5 separate regions of the Homo sapiens genome follow, and regions 1, 2, 3 and 5 are each linked to region 4. The links are chromatin contacts, found by Hi-C or POLR2A ChIA-PET in ENCODE. All regions are on one chromosome and are shown on one strand. The core of a region is the stretch at or near the end of the contact, and the rest is flanking DNA. Distances in the headings are between cores, read along the strand shown.

Region 1 (2,872 bases), core at 207-2,706, 1.2 Mb after region 4:
GTCGCCCAGGCTGGAGTGCAATGGCGTGATCTCGGCTCACTGCAACCTCCATCTCCCAGGTTCAAGCAATTCTCCTGCCTCCACCTCCCGAGTAGCTGGGATTACAGGCGTGTGCCACCACGCCCGGCTAACTTTTTGTATCTTTAGTAGAGATGGGGTTTCAGCATCTTGGCCAGGCTGGTCTTGAACTCCTGACCTCGTGATCCACCTACCTCGGCCTTCCAAAGTGCTGGAATTATAGGCGTGAGCCACCAAGCCCGGCCTCCTCTTTATTTTTTATTTTGATTTATTTATTTTTGAGATGGGGGGGGTGTCTCGCTATGTTGACCAGGCTGGTCTCGAACTCCTGGCCTCAAGCAGTTCTCCCTTCTTGGCCTCCCAAAGTGCTGGGATTACAGACATTAGCCACGGCGCCTGGCCTTTTTCTTCTTCTTCTTCTTTGTTGAGACAGGGTCTCAATCTGTTGCCCAGGCTGGTCTCCAACTCCTGGGCTCAGGTGATCCTTCCGCCTCGGCCTCCCAAAGTGCTGGGATTACAGGCGTGAGCCATTAAGTGTTCCCCTTAATGACACAGCAGATGAGAGTTTTACTGAGTATCTCCTTGTGCCAGGCACCCTGTTGTTGCTGGGGAAGCGGAAGGGAGAGACAATCGTTAATCGGCTAAATTTCTGCCTTCTGAGAGCTCAGAATCAAGAAATAAATAATAGGGCAGTAAAAGGGGCTGGGATTACATACAAAAAGAAAATTAATGCCTGAACTTTTTACAATCTGCTCGATAAGCTTTAATTCTATTAACCTATTTGAGCTTCCCAACAACAGGCAAGCTCCCACAGCAGCTAGGAGGATCACTTTGTCGTCATACAAATAGAAACAGGCTCAGAGAGGAAGTCATTTGTTCTAGTTCTCACTAGGACAAATCTACTGGCTACTAAAAAAGTGTGAAGGCTGGGGACAGTTTGAGTCGTCCTGCTTGCACCTTAAGCGCCTACAAGAGTGCCCGGCTATAACAACCACAATACCAATAATAAAATTTAAAAACAGATGTTCAGTAAGGACTTGCGGCATTAGGACCCCAGGAGGGAAGTGACGTTCGAGGAGGCGGAGAAAGCCGCGAAGACGGCCTTCCCCACATCTTCCAGCACCTGCGCGCCTGAATCCGTCCCACCCAGGCCCAGACGCAGGCTTCTTCTCGGGTCTTGGTCCTGCATCCTCTCTCTCCCAGAGCCTCCGTTAGGGGGTGGGAAAGGACTTTGCCATAGGTCGCTGAGGCCACCATCTGCTCTCTTACTGGCCAAGGGCGTAAAAAGATAGTCTTCCCATTAGCTAGAGAGCAAACCCCAGAAAGCCTATTGGCTGCGCCGTCCGCGGGCCTTGGTCCGCTTTGAAGGCGGGCTGCGGCTGCGAGAGGAGGGCGGGCGGGAGGCTAGCTGTTGTCGTGGTTGCTCGGAGGCACGTGTGCAGTCCCGGAAGCGGCGAGGGGAAACTGCTCCGCGCGCGCCGCGGGAGGAGGAACCGCCCGGTCCTTTAGGGTCCGGGCCCGGCCGGGCCATGGATTCAATGCCTGAGCCCGCGTCCCGCTGTCTTCTGCTTCTTCCCTTGCTGCTGCTGCTGCTGCTGCTGCTGCCGGCCCCGGAGCTGGGCCCGAGCCAGGCCGGAGCTGAGGAGAACGACTGGGTTCGCCTGCCCAGCAAATGCGAAGGTGAGGAGGCGGGGCCCGTGGGGCGTATCCTGCCGGAGGGGCTGGCTCCAGCGGTGGTGCTTGCGGAGCAGCGTCGGGGGTTGCAAGGTTCCGAGCTCTGCAGGGTGTCTTCCTTCCTTGAACAGGCTTGCGCCGGGACGCTGCGGCGGACGAGAGATCTGGTCCCGGTACCCCTGGAGTTCACACATTGGTAGAAACAAGCAATGATAATTCAGAGTAGTAGATGCCATGATAGGGGAGGTACAGAGCTTCCTTTTGGGGGCCGGACGAGGAGCATCTGGTCTAGCCTGGAGTGGGGGAGGGGGTGGGCGAAGGCTGTGTGCAGAGGGGAGTCAAAGAGGGCTTCATACAGGAAGCACGAAGAGGCATTAGGAGTTAGCCGGATGAAGAGAAGTGGAAAGAGAGGGGCCCACTCAGGAAACTACAGAGGCAGAGGCCTGCCGGCTGAGAAGCTAAGAACGAGTTTGAGGAACTGAAAAGCTCCAGATGACTCATCTTGGGGGAAAAAAACCTAAGACTTTCCCCTTTTGCCCTCACTGCAACCCAATCTGTGTAGTTGTCTGTTGCACCCACTAACAACTCCTCGAAGGCAGGAATTTTTGTCTTAGATACGTATTCACACAGTGTCTGGTAGGCACTCAATAAATGTTTTGAGAATACAGATGATTAAATGGGAGACTGTGGGTGTGTGTGAGGAGGAGGATCTGGATCTGAGGAGCCCTTTGGGGGAACAATAGAGCCTATGGGGAACTTGAAAGAAGATTTTAGGACTTTGGAGAAAAGGTGAGTCCCAAAGACATAGGCGTTGAGGAACTACAGAGAGAGAGAGAGAGGGAGCTACCAGCGAGCCAGGACTATAAAGGACCTATTTCTTTTTCCTCAACTCCGTCCCTTAGTTTTCTCCTCAGACCTTACAGTCATGCCTGCCTTCCTAGCCCCGTAACCCCAGGGCCCCCAGAAAGTTGGCTGTGAATCTCTCATCTGAATTGAAAGCCTACATCAGGCCAGATGTTCCCTAAACACTGGAAAGTGGGTTTGGGGTAAGTTTCGGACACATAATCCTTCCATTAGAGAGATTAAAAGGATGCTTTAGAGATAAGCCGACTTCACTGGTAGGGCACCCAGTATGAGTTCAAGCCTGTGCCTTCCCCCGTACATTCTTTTCTTTTTTTCC
Region 2 (2,700 bases), core at 58-2,557, 1.6 Mb after region 4:
TCAAAGACTTGTGAGGGTTAAAATAATGTGCAAAGTGAAAGGCTAGGCATAATTCCTGACATAGAACTCGATAAGAGGTAGTGGCTATGGCAGTGACTGTGGTCCTGCACACTTCATTCCGAAGCAGCAGCTCCAATTCATTTAAGCTAACAGTTTACACTCTAGACGTAAAGCCTGGTAGGGTTCAAGCGTCCCTAACTCGCCACAAAAACGGACATTTCGGCTTTTTCCCCTAAGATCCAGGAAGGCAGCTCAGGTGTAAGGGGATGAAAAGTACGGAACCCCGAGGACACATCAACTCTACAAAAAGTACCAAGACACACGGTTTGGACGAAATGCCCCTCGCCTTGGCAAACTTTCCACACCTCACCCGGCATGAGAGAAACAGCCTATTCCTAAGGAACGGAGCGCGCACTCCCGACGAGACGCCCGTGCGCTCCCGAGTCCGTTATTGTGTCAACGCTCCCGGGTCTGACAGAAGCCTCCAGGCTCGGCATCCCCGAGGGAGTTGGCCGGAGGCTTCGCGCTTAGGACCCTGGTCTGGAGGCCCCGGGCGTTTCTGGAAACGGGAATTCCGGGGGAGGGGACTGGGGGATGGAGGGAGTCCTGGACGAGGGGTGGGATTACCCGGCTGCCGCTGTCGCCTGGATGGTCTCCGCGGCCGTCCCGGGCATAGTCGGCGCGGGACTCCCCCCGGCTGCTGCCTCTGAAGCCGGCCGGGCCCGGCGGGAAGAGTCGTCGGCCCCGCGGTGGCGACGGGGAGCCGCGACGGGCCCGAGGCGGGGACGGGGAGACGCGACGACCCCGTGGCGGGGACGGCGAGGCCCGGCGGCCGCGGTGCCCTGAGGGCGAGCGGGGTCGGCGAGCCGGGGTCCGCGACGAGGAGCCGGAGGGCGGAGGCGGCGGTGAGCTGCGGCGAGCCGGGCCTGAGGAGGAGCCAGAGCTGCGGCCGCTGCGCGGGCCGCCCCCGCCGTCGTCTTTAGGCCGGTGGGAAGAGACGGAGGAGCGAGCGCTGCTGCGGTACATGGTTCTTGCAGCGGCGGCCACGGCGACAGCTCTGACCCGGGGGCGCCCTAGACGCAGGCTCGGAGCGCGCCGCCGCAGCTGCAGCCGCCGCCACCTCGGCCGCTGCGCGCCGCCTCAGCCGCGGGAGCAGCCCCCTCCCCTCGGCCCCGCGTCGCCCCGGGGGCCCGGCCGAGCGCGCCCCCGCGGCTGGCGGTTGGAGGGCGCGAGCACGCGTCCGACACACCCCCCCCCGCCTCCGGGGTTCCCCGCTCCTCCACTCAGGGAGCGGCCGCAGGAACCAAGAAAAGTGGGGAGGAGCACAGACGCCGGCGCGAGGCTGGGCGAGGGGAGGGGAAGCGAAGCGCGCGCCCTGAGCTCTGCACGCCCCGCCTCCGAATCCTCAAGATGGCGGCCGCAGAGCCGCCCACTTCCCCCTCCCGCGGCCGCCACGTGACCCCTGTGGCCTCCGCGCGGGGTGGGCGGAGCGGAAGGAAGGGCTTCTCTGGAGAGGGATCTGGTTTTCCGGGGATGCTCCAGGCCTCTGGACTTAGGGGTTTGGAGACCGTGCGGAGGTGTCTTCGCTCTTTCGTGCCGCCCCTCAAGCCTCTTAATTTAGGGATGGACACGAAATGGTTGAAAACCATTCGTGATAATATAAACGGGCCTGTAAACGTTAGCTGTGTGGGAGGTTACGGACCCCGGCAGGAGCGCCCACCGAAATCCTGTCCCCAGCTGAAGCAACACGACCCGCATCAGTTTACTTTCCAGTTTGCCTAATTTCTAGAGGTTGAAATTGAGGATAGGAAAGTACGAGGTGGAGGTGGTGGGCCAGAATCAAACCCAAAATAGACGTTGTCAGGCCTCTGAGCCCAAGCTAAGCCATCATATCCCCTATGACCTGCACGTATACATCCAGATGGCCTGAGGCAACTGAAGAGCCACAAAAGAAGTGAAAATAGCCTTAACTGATGACATTCCACCATTGTGATTTGTTCCTGCCCCACCCTAACTGACAGGATATATTCTCCCCCTTGCCCTTAAGTAGGTGCTTTGTAATATTCTCCCCCGCCCTTAAGAATGTACTTTGTACACCTATCCCAAACCTATAAGAACTAATGATAATTCCACCACCCTCTGCTGACTCCTTTTTCGGACTCAACCCGCCTGCACCCAGGTAAGATAAACAGCCTTGTTGCTCACACGAAGCCTGTTTGGTGGACTCTCTTCACACGTTTTCGAGCTGTTTTCTGACTAAAGTACTTGTGGTCATGGTGGAGGTCCTTCATTACCAGGGGCCCACATCATGACCAACTGGAGGCGTGGCAAGTTTTTGTAAGAGATCCAGGCATGCCCCCTCCCCTGGCCTAAGTCCAGAATTTTCCTAGATGCCAATCTCAGGGCCCTGCATCCTAAATACAAAAGTGGGCCAGGCGCAAAGGGTCACGCCTATAATCCCACCATTTTGGGAGGCCGGGGCAGGAGGATTGCTTGAGCCTGAGAGTTCGAGACCAGCCTGGGCAACGTAGAAGGACCTCCATTTCTAAAAAAAAAAAAAAAAAATTTGCCGAGTGTGGTGGCACGTTCCTGTACCCCAGCTACTCGGGAGGTTGAGGCTGCGGTGAGCTGTGATCATGCCACTGCACTCCAGCCTGGGTGACAGAGTGAGACCCTCTCTCAAAAAATACATCCATATAT
Region 3 (2,700 bases), core at 47-2,546, 1.0 Mb after region 4:
GGAGTAAGACTCAGTCTCAAAGGCATGACGAAAATAGCAAAAATGCTTTAGTGTTATACCTGTTACGAATTTAATGGAAATTACAAGTAGGAGCCCATTACAATCTCTAGCCTTAAAATGCTGAAAACATACACAGTGTGACAATAAGTAAACTTCGAGACCCAATAAGGGGGAAAGTCCAACGTGGAAAGTATTTGGTAGGAGTGAAGAACAGAGTGACAACTGCTTAGTCCCACTGGATATTTCGCTCCTCTTCAGGAAGAATACTCCAGTTTGGGGAGGCCATATCCCGGGCCAGCCAGTTAAAATCGTCAACATCGTTCCAGTTATTTTTGCTCCTATCTAAACCAGAGCTCTCGAAGTCCTTGTCGATCTCCGGGTAGCTCCAGGTGTAAGGGGCGAACTGGATCCCACTGCAGTCCTCCACGATGGCCCTGCTGGTCACCTGCAGGAAGATGCGGGTGTCTTTCGTACTGTGTATGCGGAGCTGTTGGCAGGCCACTGCCAGCACGCAGTCACTGCAGTCCTCCAGGAAAACAGAGGTAGACACCGGACCGCAGAGCAGCTTGCAGCTGTGGGCCTTGGTTAGCCGCAGGGTGTTGGGATTTCCATACAGTCTGACCGTGCAGTTGCTCAGTTCGGTCAAAAGAACGTCGCGCTGGTGCAACTCGCTGGCTCTCTTCTCCAAGACTTGGGACTCCAGGTTGGAGAAACCGCAGACCCAGCTGGGGCCGAGGTCTCCTTCCGCCTTCTTGGGCAGCGGGGAGTCCTGTATGCTTTCAACTGCCGGGGGGATGCCAGGAGCCGCGTCTACTTTGGTAGACGAAGCAGCATCCTTTCCCCGGGTCTTGAAAGCGAAACGCTTCTTGGGCTGCAGCCCCCGGCGCCGCTCGGCCAAGGCCGCCTGCAGCCGCGCCAGCGCCTCTTGTCCCTGCCGCAGGTCGTAAGCGGCTAGGAAAAAAACTGAGTCGTTGATTAGTTTCTGCAGCCCCTGGAGCCGAGAGGCCGCCTCCTCCAGCCGCTCGACCGACTCCGCGCGCTCCAGAAGCTCTTCCACGGCCGCTCGCTCCCGAACAAAGGTGGCGACGAAAAAGTGGCTGTTCTCCTTCTCTACCTCCTGGTTCTGCCGCTTTTGTTTCCGCCTTTCAACTTCCAGCTGCCGTTCTTGTTCGCGTCTCTGAAGCCGCTCAGGCACCAGGCTCAGGTCCCGCTGGGACTCCATGTCTCCGGTCCTGACAGCAGCAGCGGAGCAACTGACGGACTCCATATTGGCTTCAAGCTTCCTCTCTCTTGTCTTCCTTCCTCCGGGCGCGCTGTCCGTGAGGCCTCCCACCAACGCGTCCGGTGATTGGCCTAACATGATGATGTCAGATCCCCGGCCTTATTTTCTTCGCCTATTGGTTCCTCTGCGTCGGAGGGGGCGGGGAGATGGGGCGGGGCCGACTGACTATGGGGGTGGGAAGACAAAGGTTCTTGTGGATGGGTGGGGTGGGAGGCAGGCGGGGGAATCTTTTTTTTCCTCTTAAAGGGGCAGGACTTATATCCGGGATTGTGGGGTGAGTTGCAGCAGCGGCAGCTGCACATGTGGGTTTGTTTATAAGAACAAGGTTAGAAACTCGCAGGCCTCCCCCTCCCCCCAGCTCCTCCCTACTACCCCCTTACAGGCCGGAGATCCGCTACTAGGGGTGTGGGTGGGAGGGATGAGTGCGTGTGGTGGGTTGGGGGGACAGGTAGTGGTGAGAAAGATGGAGCGGGGGGGAATATTGCACCGCCTGGCCCGCGCCGGAGGAAGCAGCAGCTGGAACAGCTGGCTGGGGAGCCGCTTGCATGCCTCCGGTTTTTTCTTTTCCCTTCCACCACCCCTTCCCCCAACCCATTTCTGCCTCCCCGTAGCCCTCATCCTTACCGCCCCCCTCCCCCCTATCCACTGCAGTTCGGCGCGGCCTGGGGGCTCCTGGATCCCCGCAGGCAGTTACTAGGGCAGGAGAAGGCAAGGGGCACTGCGATGGGAGAGACTGGGTTCCTCACTGCAACCTGGTTCGAGGGGCCCTGGGGGAGTCCATAAAAGGATTACTATTTTTTTGGCCAATTGCTGCAGTCGGAGGGGTGGGGGCGGGGGAAGGTGAGATCCACACCCCCTTCCTCTTTCTTCCCTGCCCTCCCCGAGCTCGGTCCCGGCCACTCCCTCCGCAGCTGGGCGTCGCCGGCCGCGCTGGGGTGAGACCCTAGCCCCGGGCTCCGTGGCTCTCTGGGGCGGTCGGTCTTAGGAAAGCGGTGGGAGAAGCGGTACATTATTTCTAGGGGTGGTGGGAGGGATTTGTCACCGGAAGTGAATGGCCTAGCCTAAAGTCGGGACCAACCCGAGGTGTGGGTGGGCAGCCAAGACGGCGCAGTCACTGGCAAAAACCCGAGGCAGCGGGCAGGGCGAGAACCCGAGACGCAGCCGCTGCCCGGGCGCGGCAGCCTCGCATGCTTCGCTCAGATCTGCGGAGCTCCCGAACCTCTTTAACCCTGCCCGCCCTTCCAACCCTAGGTTTCCTCCTTATATCCCCAGTTCCCAGCCTCCATCGTTTAAATTGGGGTATTTAACGACCCAAGAAACTTGAAATTTCACCGATCTACCTGCATTTTGATGCAGAGAAAGATGGGAGGAAACGCGAACCATTGAATTAAATCTGAGTTAAAACTGATCTCCCATTT
Region 4 (2,700 bases), core at 162-2,661:
GGGGGGTTCGGGGGAAGGCGCAGCGGCCAGGGGCTGGCGGAGAGCGGAGGGCGGGGGCCTGGGCCCAGCGGGGTTCGCGCAGACAAGCCCCGCCCCGGGCTCCCTCCCTTCCTCACCCGGGGCGCGGGGCTGGGGCGCGCCAGGCGGCTGCGGCGCGAACCTGCTCGCGCAGCCCGGAGCAGCTCGGGGCAGCCGTGCGTGAAGCCGGAACCCCGCGCGGGGAGGGGGCCGAGCTGGCATCTGCCCGCTCCCTTCCAGGAGGCGAGCGGACGCGCTGGGCCAGAGCTGGTCGGGACAGCCCAGGGGTGGGCGGCACGGACTCGGGGGATCGGGGGGAAGGGGGCGTGTTTTCCGGGATTCGGGACCGAGACGGGGGGAGGGGGAAACTCGGGGGGCGGGCAGGCAGCTGGGAACCCGGGGGGAGGCAGACAACGGGGCGCACGGAGGGAGCGCTCCGGGGTTGGTGTTCCCCAGGGTCATAGAATAACCCACGGGGAGAAAGAGACTGCCCAGGGACTCGAGGGGACGGGGCCAGGGGCGGCTTCTTCAAGAGACCGAGCTGGAGGAAGGGACGGGAAGGGAGGGAGAGATGGTACTTCCACCCGCCCCCCCATCAGCCCAGCCCCCGGGGCGTGGCGCCGCTCTGGCCCTCCCACTCCCCCCGCTGGCCTGGCCAGACTCAGCCCCCGCACACCTCCCCTACCTCCGACCCCCTCTCAGGCATCGCCGGCCCCAGCCGTGTCCGGTGGAGGGGGAGTGGGCGCGGGGCCCGCGCGTCCCTCAAACTTCTTGCGAGTTCACCATCACGCCTCCCGCCCCTTCGACTCCCAGCTCCGGGCCGGGAAGGCCCATGCCCGCCCGGCCCCTCCCGCCCGGTTACATAAGGTCGCGGAGAAGCCGCCCCCGGCCCGCGCCTGAAGGGAGGGGCCGAGGGGGCTCCCGGCTCGGCGGGCAGCGCCGCTCGGGCCACGCGCTGGGCGCCCGGGGGCGGACGGACTGCGGGTGGGTGGCGGCGCGCACGGTCCTGCTTCCCTCTCCTGCCGGCATCCCCCACCCTCCCACCTGTCTCCGGGACCCACGGGATAGGGGCCAGGGAGCCTGGGTCGGGGGTCCCGGGCCCTCCTCGTGCCTCTCGCTCCCCGGTCCCGCTCACCTCGCTCTGAAGGTCAATCTGTCCGCCGCCCGCGCCCCGCGGCTCCGGCAACTTGTCGCAAGTTCGGGTGCCTGGCCCGCAAGCTGTGCCCGCCACCTGCTCCCGGCCTGCTCCGGCCCCGTGCCACCAGGGAGGCCCGCCCCGTCCGCCCTTCCCGCCGCCGTCGGCGCCGCGGCCGCTCCCTGCGTCCCGCCCGGGCCGCCGCCTCCGCTGTCACCGAGCCCCGCGCCCGGCGCCCGGGCTCCGGCTGTCACTCCACGCACACTTCCCTCCGCGCCCGGCAGAGGGCAGCACCCGCCCCGCCTCCCAGCCGCTCTGCCTCGGCGCCCACTGGGAAGCGTAGTTCTCGCTGCAGTCCCGCTAGGCACGCCGGGATTTGTAGTCCCGCTCAGCGGACTAAGGCTTACAGGGAAAGAGGCTCTTGACTTGGAACCTCTGATCCACTTCTACCTCTTTGCAAGTTTTCTTTCTCCTCTCAGTAAAGTCCCAAACCAGGGCTCACTAAGATACATTCTGTAGCCTGTCCGACCCCCTAAAAGGAACCTGCAGCCTGCTGTCCTTCGGCAGTCTAAGAAAGAGAGGGTCCCAGATGGTGTGCTGTTGCCATAGAAACTCCACCTGTGGCAAATTCCAGCTTCTCTTCAGGAGTAGGGTGCAGGACCTGGATCTTGCACTTTTATCCCTGCCCCGATCATAAGGGGCAAGGCCAGGGTGAGCCTGGCGAAGTACAGGGTAAAATATGACAGTAGAAGGCAGCCTGCCCCCATTATGGGTTCTACATTCACGCCCCACTCACCAGCCTGAGCTTGCTGTCATGTTGCTGGACAGAAATTGTCTGAGCTCCTTTCATGTCACCTTCCCTTGTTGGAAGTTCACAGGGTGCGGAGGCATCATTCTCTACTTTCTCCTCTTCCCCGCCCCTTTTTCCCTGTCTCCTCCCCCAGCCCCTCCCCTGCTTTTCTTCTCCTTCCCCTCCTCCTTTTCTTCCTCTCTCTCCTCCTTCCCCACATACAATGTTGCTCCTGGTTTCTGGATCTTTTGCTAAGAGGCTCCTGAGGAGGACAGGGATGAAGTCCAAAGGGACAAGATCCCTTGCTGAGTTGGTTCCAGCAAATAGGCTCGATTTCTCTGTGACTCAAGTAGGAACACTCTCCCCCGGCCCGCCACCCACCCACCCATGATGGCGCTACCACTGTCTTCCCTTTCCAGGGGAAAAGTATGAACTTTAAGCTCTGAGGGTTACAGAGCCCATCCCAAGCCATGCCTTAGGTCCCATTTCTCTTAGAATCACAGTGACCCACCAGGAAACCTTGTAGCCACTCAGGGAAAACTCCCTTCCAAAAACAACAGGATGACCAACATAAAGAAGAACTATTTATTATTAGAGAAAGTCCAGAGTCCAGAAAAAGAAGGCTGAATCCAGAGTGGAAAGACAGATACAATGCCCTAGGAGGGTGCAGGGTCAAGAGGAAGAGGGGAGCCCACGTGTCGAGGCAGCAAGTCTAGGCGGCAGTGGCAAAGCCTACTCTGTTGTTGCCCAAGTCGTA
Region 5 (2,700 bases), core at 54-2,553, 1.0 Mb after region 4:
TTTGTTTTTGTTTGAGTCTTGCTGTGTCGCCCAGGCTAGAGTGCAATGCGCGATCTCCGCTCACTGCAACCTTTGTCTCCCGGGTTCAAGCGATTCTCCTGCCTCAGCCTCCCGAGTAGCTGGGATTACAGGAGCCCACCACCACGCCCAGCTAATTTTTGTATTTTTAGTAGAGACAGGGTTTCACCATGTTGTCCAGACTGGTCTCGAACTGCTGACCTCAGGTGATCCACTCGCCTCGGCCTCCCAAAGTGTTGGAATTACAGGCGTGAGCCACCGCGCCCGGCCTGGGCCACATAATCTAAATACTTTGGATACTAGATAGTTTACAGAGAAGTTTCAACAATTTGAGATTTGAGATTAAAAATAGGTGGTAGTTATACTTGGACCAAAGAATGTTAAAAGATTGACTAGCTCTCTTTTAAGAATGAGGGGGTTATGTAATGAAAATTCCGCAAATATAGAGATAAAAGATATCTACATAAAGAGAAGGCAGTAGAAAATGAATGTTTTGAGAGTGATTTACTCTGCCTCACCTTCCTTTTAGTCACTGAAGTTTTGTTTTCCTTTTTAATGTTCACATACGGGCTTCACAGGTAAGGTTTCAAGAATTTTGGAATGGACAAAGAGTGTTGCAAAGGAAAGCTTAGTACATTTGAAAGTTAGGATGAACCAGTTATTTGCCTAATAACTAAGTTAAAAGTCGTTTTGGTTTTTAAAAAGCATATGCAAAACGTATTCACTGAGGCTTGCTCTAATTAGAGTTCTAAACAAATCTTGTAGGGTTTTTTTTTTTTGTCTTTAATCTCCCCCCTTCCCGTGTCAAGTTAAACTGGGTGGGTGGGTGGGTGTGTGTGTGTGTGTGTGTGTGTGTGGAGAGAGAGCCTGCAAGAGAATTAGCACGCACCTCGTGGATCTTAGTAATTGTTTTAAAGCCAAATAAAACTGTTTCTTGAATAAACCAATACATTTCTGAAGTTGAAAAGAATCCCAAAGGAAACGAATGAACATCCTTGCAGCTTGATTTTCCAAAAAAAAAAAAAAAAATTTTTTAAATTAAAAAAATCCTAATCTCCACATTTTTTGCCAGGCGAGAACCGAAGTTTGGAGGTAGACGAGCAGGCGAGCGGTTTGCCCGGGCGCAGAGCATGAAGGCCGGGCGGGCGCGGGGAGCGGCGCCCCGGCCCGGCGCGGGGGTGAGCGAGAGAGAGAGCGGAGCGCGTGTGGCCGGCGCCGCTCGGCCGGGAGCTCCCGCGCTCCGGCCCCCGGCCCCGCGCCCGCCGCCGCCGCCGCCGCCGCCCCTGTTGCGATGGCGCAGAAACCCCGTTGACAAGGCACTGCTTTTTCATGACGGTGAGTTTCCCTTTGAGTGTATTATAATTTTGTGATAAAAATTTCAAGGAGAAAAAAAAAACACACAACCTCCTTCCTCTGCCTCTTTCCTTCGGGGAGGGGAAAAGCGAGGGAGGGGGGGCTGGAGATCTGTCTCCAGACTGAAAAGAAAGGAGCAAATTAAACACCGAGTTGCCAAAACCAGGATATTAGGTTTCAGCCCAGAGAGCTATTGGCTAAGGCTGTGTTTTTTTTTTTTTTTTGGGGGGGGGTGGGTTTGTGGGTGGGTGATGGTGGTGGTGGGTGGATGTTTAATGGACACGGAGAAAAGGGGAATCGAGTGTTTATGCCTTTCCCAGCGCTGCCGGGGCCCCGGGAAGACCAAGTTCAGTGTCTCGGGCGGGGGCGCAGGCGGGCAGGGGGCGGCGAGGCCGGGCCGGGGGCGCCTCGGCGGGGTGGGGGCCCGGCGCCTTTCTTTTTCCTTTTTTTTCTTTTCCGCGGATGCAAATTTCTGGAGCGGGGAGAGGGAGAGCCCGGGAAGGGGGTGGCGTGGCGGTTGGTGGTGGGGAGGGGAGGGGAGGGAAGCCTTTTAATGACTCATTGATTGAGCCGGTTTAAAATTAGTTGTGTGCGCGAGTGTGAGTGTGTTTTCCGCCCCCCGGAGCCGCCGGGAGCCGGGAAGGAGGGAGCAGGGCTCGGCGAGGGGAAGACGGCGCGGCGGGGCCGCGAGCAGGGGGCAGGGAGGGCCTGGAGTGACGGCGGGCGAGGAAGAAAAATAAGCTTTTCCAATCTCCTCCCCTCTGTTTTCCCCCCCTCGTTTCTTTTCTCTCTCGGAAGCTCTAGGGTGTGAATCACATTTTCTTTCTTCTCGGCAAAATGGACCCCGCGTCTGGGGAGGGGGAGGGGAGAGGGTGGGGAGGGAGGCGGCGGAGACGGGGTTTATTTTTCATCCTGGCTTCCCCATTCCCGCCGCATCTGCGGGCGGCCGCGGCGAGGAGAGCAGGTCCGGGGTGCGGCGGGGAGAGCTCGGGGCAGGCGAGTCGCCCCGGCCCCGTTCCCGCTCCCGCTCCGAGCCCGCGGCGGCGGCGCGCACCTGCCGCGGGACTGCCCCTTCCCAGCCGCCTCGCTGCCTTTTCGAAGCACCGCCGAGGATCCGCGGCCGCGTCCGGCCGAGCCCCCAGCCGCGCGGAGGACCGGCGGCCCAGCCGGGCGTCTCCTGCGAGGCCCGCGCTGTTCGCCGCGCCGGCCAGAAGAGATGTGCGGCTGGGACGGCGCATTTTTGGCCGAGTGCGCGCGGGCGTTATGCTGTTCGCGCCCCCCCGAGTCGCCCCAAATGCGGGATATTGGGTGGGGGGGTGCGGTTGGAAG

Evidence for each region. A loop is a pair of places that touch in the nucleus more often than their neighbours do. ChIA-PET counts read pairs that join two places held with the same protein, here RNA polymerase II (POLR2A). Pooled maps may share reads with other maps.
Region 1: a loop to region 4 is called in a pooled map, with 22 times the contacts of the local background. The contact joins the promoter of CNPY3-GNMT here to the promoter of TFEB in region 4. A Hi-C loop is called at or near these places in 1 of 37 single-sample maps with no recorded cell type and 7 of 50 pooled maps. POLR2A ChIA-PET finds 5 or more read pairs at or near these places in 2 of 52 experiments (B cell and CD4-positive, alpha-beta memory T cell).
Region 2: a pooled map shows a loop between it and region 4 (18-fold over the local background). The contact joins the promoter of ZNF318 here to the promoter of TFEB in region 4. A Hi-C loop is called at or near these places in 2 of 37 single-sample maps with no recorded cell type and 7 of 50 pooled maps.
Region 3: a map with no recorded cell type shows a loop between it and region 4 (14-fold over the local background). The contact joins the promoter of TBCC here to the promoter of TFEB in region 4. A Hi-C loop is called at or near these places in 1 of 168 maps with a recorded cell type or tissue (OCI-LY7), 4 of 37 single-sample maps with no recorded cell type and 7 of 50 pooled maps. POLR2A ChIA-PET finds 5 or more read pairs at or near these places in 3 of 52 experiments (RWPE1, activated B cell and activated T-cell).
Region 5: a loop to region 4 is called in a map of gastrocnemius medialis, with 3 times the contacts of the local background. The contact joins the promoter of BICRAL here to the promoter of TFEB in region 4. A Hi-C loop is called at or near these places in 2 of 168 maps with a recorded cell type or tissue (CD14-positive monocyte and gastrocnemius medialis), 8 of 37 single-sample maps with no recorded cell type and 12 of 50 pooled maps. POLR2A ChIA-PET finds 5 or more read pairs at or near these places in 4 of 52 experiments (AG04450, B cell, GM12878 and 1 more).

The regions. Positions count from the first base shown.
Region 1 is chr6:42,928,024-42,930,895 of GRCh38, forward strand. It overlaps CNPY3-GNMT (CNPY3-GNMT readthrough), which reads left to right and starts at 1,457. Exons shown (of 5, transcript NR_134892.2): 1 at 1,457-1,698. CNPY3 (canopy FGF signaling regulator 3) reads left to right here and starts at 1,457. Exons shown (of 6, transcript NM_006586.5): 1 at 1,457-1,698. The coding sequence starts at 1,548. RefSeq lists enhancers at 850-1,351, 936-985, 996-1,045, 1,352-1,853, 1,496-1,755 and 1 more.
Region 2 is chr6:43,368,340-43,371,039 of GRCh38, forward strand. It overlaps ZNF318 (zinc finger protein 318), which reads right to left and starts at 1,308. Exons shown (of 10, transcript NM_014345.3): 1 at 628-1,308. The coding sequence starts at 1,026. LOC124901227 (atherin-like) reads left to right here and starts at 1,025. Exons shown (of 2, transcript XM_047419609.1): 1 at 1,025-1,048; 2 at 1,084-2,700. The coding sequence starts at 1,025. The coding sequence ends at 1,782. RefSeq lists silencers at 712-781, 792-981, 1,072-1,271, 1,462-1,561.
Region 3 is chr6:42,744,807-42,747,506 of GRCh38, forward strand. It overlaps TBCC (tubulin folding cofactor C), which reads right to left and starts at 1,297. Exons shown (of 1, transcript NM_003192.3): 1 at 1-1,297. The coding sequence starts at 1,267. The coding sequence ends at 227. It also overlaps a transcript of BICRAL not described here. RefSeq lists enhancers at 786-945, 1,006-1,085, 1,116-1,325, 1,390-2,353 and a silencer at 2,296-2,355.
Region 4 is chr6:41,734,197-41,736,896 of GRCh38, forward strand. TFEB (transcription factor EB) reads right to left here and starts at 1,412. Exons shown (of 9, transcript NM_001271944.2): 1 at 1,154-1,412. PGC (progastricsin) reads right to left here. Exons shown (of 9, transcript NM_002630.4): 9 at 2,515-2,700. The coding sequence ends at 2,656. RefSeq lists silencers at 1-400, 531-1,060, 1,101-1,570.
Region 5 is chr6:42,780,749-42,783,448 of GRCh38, forward strand. BICRAL (BICRA like chromatin remodeling complex associated protein) reads left to right here and starts at 1,304. Exons shown (of 13, transcript NM_001393499.1): 1 at 1,304-1,353. RefSeq lists enhancers at 2,113-2,700, 2,659-2,700 and a silencer at 2,239-2,578.